2 separate regions of the Homo sapiens genome follow, and region 2 is linked to region 1. A link is a contact called in ENCODE Hi-C or POLR2A ChIA-PET data. All regions are on one chromosome and are shown on one strand. The core of a region is the stretch at or near the end of the contact, and the rest is flanking DNA. Distances in the headings are between cores, read along the strand shown. Region 1 overlaps ITGB1-DT (ITGB1 divergent transcript). Region 2 overlaps NRP1 (neuropilin 1).

Region 1 (2,700 bases), core at 195-2,694:
GTAATGGGATTGCTGGGTCAAATGGTATTTCTGCCTCTAGGTCTTTGAGGAATCACCACACTGTCTTCCACAATGGTTGAAATAATTTACATTCCCACCAATAATGTAAAAGCATTCCTTTTTCTTTCCAATCTTGCCAGCATCTGTTGTTTGTTTGTTTGTTAGTTTTTTGCTTTGTAATAATAGCCACTCTGACTGGCATGAGATGGTATCTTATTGTGGTTTCAATTTGCGTTTCTCTAATGATCAGTGATGTTGAGCTTTTTCTCATATGTTTTTGCCGTATGTATGTCTTCTTTTGAGGAGTGTCTGTTCATGTCCTTTGCCCACTTTTTAATGGGGTTTTTTTTTTCTTGTAAATTTTAAAATCAATCTTCTTTATATGTCAATAGTATTATCATAAAATAGAAGTACTAATATTGCATTTCATGACACTTCTAGGTGCAATTATAAAAGTCATTTCTGGCTGGCTTATAATCCCAGCACTTTGGGAGGTCGAGTCAGGAGGCTAGCTTGAGCCCAAGAGTTTGAGACAAGCCTGGACAACAAAGTGAGACTCCCACCTCTACAAAAAGTACAAAATCAACCAGGTGTGGTGGTGCACACCTGTAGTCCCAGCTACTCAGGAGGCTGAGGCAGGAGGATCACCTGAGCCAAGGAGATAAAGGCTACAGTGAACTGTGATAGAGACACTGTACTCTAGCCTGGGCGACAGAGCAAGACCCTGTCTCAAAGCAGAAAGAAAAAATAAAAGTCACTTGTTACAACTATGCATTTAGATTTTCCTTAAACAATCAATTTATGCCTCTCTCTACTGCTTTTGTTTGATTAATACACACGATCATTCTAAATCAGTAGCATTGCATAACAATCTTGTTAACATCTATTTTCTAGGTATTTAATGGACTGATTTCATCAAGGCCATCCCTCTGAACTCCCTGAGTGTAGACATGATATTTTCATTTTACTACCCTGTGCTCCTGCCCAGCACACCCAAGCCTCAGGGCCCAAGCCAGGCATGGAAGAACAAAAGCATCCAAGGAGGCTTCATGGTGCAATTCCAGATGGAAAATGAATCCATCCTGTGGCCAGAGGAGGAACTACCTAGAAATTCTTCCCGACTCCGGTCATTCACTGACAACTCGTTAAAACACCCTTTCGCATGGCAGTGGTTTTTAATTATTCCTCATGTGCCTGTGAGCTCCAAAACCACAGGAGACCTTCCAGCAGGCTAGGAGGGCAGGAAGCAGTTGGAGCCACTGTGGTTTAAAGGAGTAAACAAGCCAGTTCAGGTATTTGGATGAGTGCAGAGGGCTGTGCCGGAGAATGTCATACATGCCCAAGCACTCGTTTGTGGTTTTCAAAAAGGACAAATGGGTGTGGGCTGAAAGTGTGGCATCGCCACCCAGAAAGAACTGAAATTGCCACCCAGGCTGCATAAGCACACACCCTGATTATCATCTGTTGTCTAGCTGCTCCTCACAATATGAGCTTGTGCTCGTTATCTAGAAATCGATCTGAAAATAAATACAGGCTTAGTGCATCACTCTATCAGTATGATGACCGTGGGGTGCACCAGGAAGGGGACTAGACAAGGAGGAAATACCCAGAGCTCCTGTCCTGGCACTGCCATTCCCAAGAACAAGTCTTGAAAATGCTCTGGGCTTCAGCGTCCTCGTTTGTAAATCAGGAATTACAATACCAGCTCCATCTTCCTTGCAGAATTATGAGCTGATAAAGAAAACCAATCGACAAGTATCTTACTGAGCTCACAGTGCTCCCAAACATGTAGACCCCGATGAGGGCTTGAAAAGGGATAAGAAATGGTATCTGGCCTGGAATATTTCCCAATAGATTTTGGATAAGATGAGACTGAAGCCTGTGTATCAATAGTAAACCATTTGACAAGTATTTGCACAAGCACACAGTTATAGAATATAACCTATAACCCTCATAGGATTACTCAGACAAGGGAGAGTGACATGGAGGGGCAACAGCTGGGCTGGATCCTACAGGATGAAAAGGCTTCATCTGGCAAAGGGAGGGAAGGACAGGACCCCATCTGAAGACTCAAAGGCTGCAATGAGCAACACTTCTTCAATGGGCCAGGGAAATGAAAATGTAAGGGTAGGATGACACTGGATTAAAGTAACAGTGAAATCAGATGGAGGAGGTATTTGGAAAGAAAGGGAAATTGAGTTCTAGGGTATTTTCAAAAAATAGTGACAAGTTTAAGGAAGATGAATCTAATGACAGTGTGTAGTCTGGTCAGAGCTAAGATGGAAACTGATATGGAAAAGCATCTATTGCTCACTCTTAGTAGCAGTAAGAAAAAAACTGGTAAGACTAGATGACTTACTAGATACAAGGGAAAGAGTTGGGTTAAAGTTCATTTAAATTTTTTAGCAGGGGGATTACAAGAACTTCTGCTCATTTGAAAGTCAGCAATACGTTCTTGTTTGCTTTGCTTTATTGGAGGATGGGGCCATTTAAAGCCATTGCTCCACATAGTATTCTGATTGCAATTGACTCATATGAATGACAATAATATTCCCTCACCAAGCACAGCTATTTATTACGTGGTTCTGTAAGTGTGGTTTTCTTCCCATCTTGATTTTGCATCAACTCCTGTTCTGTTTTGCAACAAGTCTTCAGCATTATATCATCTTGTTTTTTTTCAACCTGTGGAGCTCTGAAGCT
Region 2 (2,812 bases), core at 211-2,710, 240 kb before region 1:
TTGGCTTGTTGTTTTCATTAGATAGATGTTTTGTAAATTAACCAACAAGTACAGCATAATTTATACTGAGGGCAAGAGGCACGTACCTCTAATCACAAGAACCTTAGCACACATACATTTCTATTTATATGCACATAAGTATGCAGATGACATTTGTTTTCTTTTTCAGCTTTTTCACATTTTGCATGAAATATGCCCTCACAAAACAAGTTGCTGTAGCAACAACAAGTACACAAATACTTGCATGTGTTAAATTAATAAGGCGATATTGGAAGCTGACTTTCCATCAAGACAGGAACAAGCTTCGGTTCCCATTGTTTTCCCTAGGAAATTACTGAGTGGCATTAAAAAAAAAAACAATGCATCATTAACTGTCGATATGAACGTCCACATTGGAGCTTCCTGTGAGATCCGTTGTCTGCCAGAAAGCTTAAAAACAAGTCAAGGAGCCTGTTAGTGAGAAGGAGCGTGAAGGAAGTCCCAATGTGAAGGTTTGCACACAGCCATATCCTGCTCAAAAAGCCACTTCATATCCTGAGCTACTAAAATTTCCTCATTGTCAGTGGCAGAGTTAATCACACTATGAAATTTGCCTGCCCTGCCTTTTTTTCCAGATTATTCCATTCTTTATTCTGTGTCCCAGAGCTGCTGATCTTATTATTAATTTTACCTTTTTCCTTTCTTTGTTTCTGGTTAATCATTCTAGGATGCAAAATACAGACTCCGTGTATCAGTGGTGCGATCAAAATCTTCCTCTTCAAGCACATCATTAGAACCCAGGCCATTAAGCTCATTGAAACTGAGTTTCTTTTCCTATAAAATAAAAATAACGTAGCCTTCACTCCATTCAGGCTCTCTCAATCTGTGATCTATGAATCTCAGAGAAATGCAGTTTCAGTTTTTCCTTTTCATTTCCGCAAACTAAGTACACAGTGTACTGCATCTTCTAGGGAGACGTTCTCAAAGATCCTGAACGTAGCCATTGACACGCAAAGCAGAATTTAATTCGTTAATTATTTCAATGTTTTATTAATGATAGTGTTCACCACACTGTAAACAGATTTATCCTTCCAGCTTTAATTAAAGCTCTTGGGAGTGCTTTCCTCAAAATAACTGTGACTTTTCTCTGATTAAAATGCCAGGAGACAAAAAAAAAAAAAAAAAAAAAAAACAAGAGACATAATACCTGGGTGGGATATGAACTTTGTTGTTCAAAGAAACAAAAATAGCACCAGGATTACCACACTCCCTAGTGACTTTTGAAATTAAATTACTTGACAAACCAACTCGGGCTGAAACTACTCTTCTCCAAATTTGGGGACTTTTTCTCTTGTGGAAAAAAATTGTGGTACTAGAGTATTTATGCCTTCACTTATTCTGGAGGAGCAGAGAATGGTTGACTTCTAAACCACATCCTGTTTGGGTTGGTAAATCAGCCCTCTTGTGGATTAGTCACACAGAAGGAAACCTAAAGGAAGACAGTCTGTACCTATAAGACCACATCAGCAAACCCTTGAGGCAAGAGCCTCTTCTTTCTCCACTCCATTTTCTAGTGCAGATATTAATTCTCAGGTATGAGAAGAAGGAAAGTTCCAGAAGAGAAGGACTGGAGCCAACCTGCTGAAGAAGCTTGTTTTCATGTTTTCCTTTTGCCTTATATGTATTTCTCAAATAATATTAACGTCTTCCCCATTTTCTCTCTGAAGGACCATTAATGAAAGCCCTTAGTGTGGTAGGGAGATGGGCTGAATGGAATTGAAACACACACAGTCATGTTTAGTCCTTTGAGACAATAGTGTCAAAAGAAAGTAAATGCCCTTCTTCTAAGTTCAACATGAGAAACTGGTCCAATCTAAATGGCCTTTAGGGTTGCTTGAAAGATTTTTAAATTAATTGTGACACATACTCTAACAACGAAATCTTATGTTTCCATAGCGCTCTTCCCTTATAAAAGCACTTTTTTCTTGAGACAGAGTCTCGCTCTGTTGCCCAGGCTGGAGTGCAGTGGCACGATCTTGGCTCGCTGCAACCTCCACCTCCTGGGTTCAAGCGATTCTCCTGCCTCAGCCTCCTGAGTAGCTGGGATTACAGGCGTGTGCCACCAAGCCCAGGTAATTTTTGTATTTTTAGTAGAGATGGCGTGTCATCCCATGTTGGCCAGGCTGGTCTTGAACTCATGGCCTCAAGTGATCTGCTTGCCTCAGCCTCCCAAAGTGCTGGGATTACAGACATGAGCCACCACGCCTGGCCAAAAGCACTTTTTATATACGTCCTATTTTAGTCTTACAAAGTGAGGTCAGTTGACCAGAGATTTTTACCCCCATCTTCACATGAGAAAACTGAGGCCCAGTGGGGTTAAATGGTTCACCAAAGTCCTGACTCCGGAGAAAGATATAACTTGTGAGAAATCACGGTCTTACACAATGGACGTGGATATCCTTCCTCAGACTCAGGAAGCAAGACAGCAGGCACAGAAGGAGAAGTCAAACCGTGGCCAGCGCGTGCATTGCCACTTGCCTCTGGATGTGACACCCAGCCAGGGTGCAGGTGAGGCTTGCAAAGCTCTCTGGCCACTCTGATTATGTTTTTCACTGCATGCTCTTGCGACTGAGGTATGCTGGAGAGATACTCTCATGCCAGCTATTCGGAGAAACATAACTAATCCTGGCATCAGGCCTAATGGGCCACAGACGAGGCTGTCAGACACAGTCAGGTTTGCCACCCTCGGCCCCAGGGTCCTTCCTTCAGTCCTCCAAGGTTTCCCATCCATACACTTCACCAACATCCCATCCAGAGTGGTGAGTTGTTGCTT

Evidence for each region. Hi-C counts contacts between places; a loop is a spot of excess contacts on that map. ChIA-PET counts read pairs that join two places held with the same protein, here RNA polymerase II (POLR2A). Pooled maps may share reads with other maps.
Region 2: a pooled map shows a loop between it and region 1 (4-fold over the local background). The contact joins two enhancer-like sites. A Hi-C loop is called at or near these places in 1 of 168 maps with a recorded cell type or tissue (PC-3) and 7 of 50 pooled maps. POLR2A ChIA-PET finds 5 or more read pairs at or near these places in 1 of 52 experiments (AG04450).

The regions. Positions count from the first base shown.
Region 1 is chr10:33,009,020-33,011,719 of GRCh38, reverse strand. The region is part of intron 2 of ITGB1-DT (ITGB1 divergent transcript); the gene reads right to left. Among named protein-coding and RNA genes, the nearest start is that of ITGB1-DT, 28 kb to the right of the region's middle. Within about 2 kb of position 1,444, at least 10 of the 41 ENCODE cell types and tissues checked have a DNase peak (open chromatin) inside an H3K27ac peak, as active enhancers do; they include PC-3, where a contact is called at or near this core.
Region 2 is chr10:33,247,444-33,250,255 of GRCh38, reverse strand. The region is part of intron 6 of NRP1 (neuropilin 1); the gene reads left to right. Among named protein-coding and RNA genes, the nearest start is that of NRP1, 86 kb to the left of the region's middle. Within about 2 kb of position 1,460, at least 6 of the 41 ENCODE cell types and tissues checked have a DNase peak (open chromatin) inside an H3K27ac peak, as active enhancers do; they include PC-3, where a contact is called at or near this core.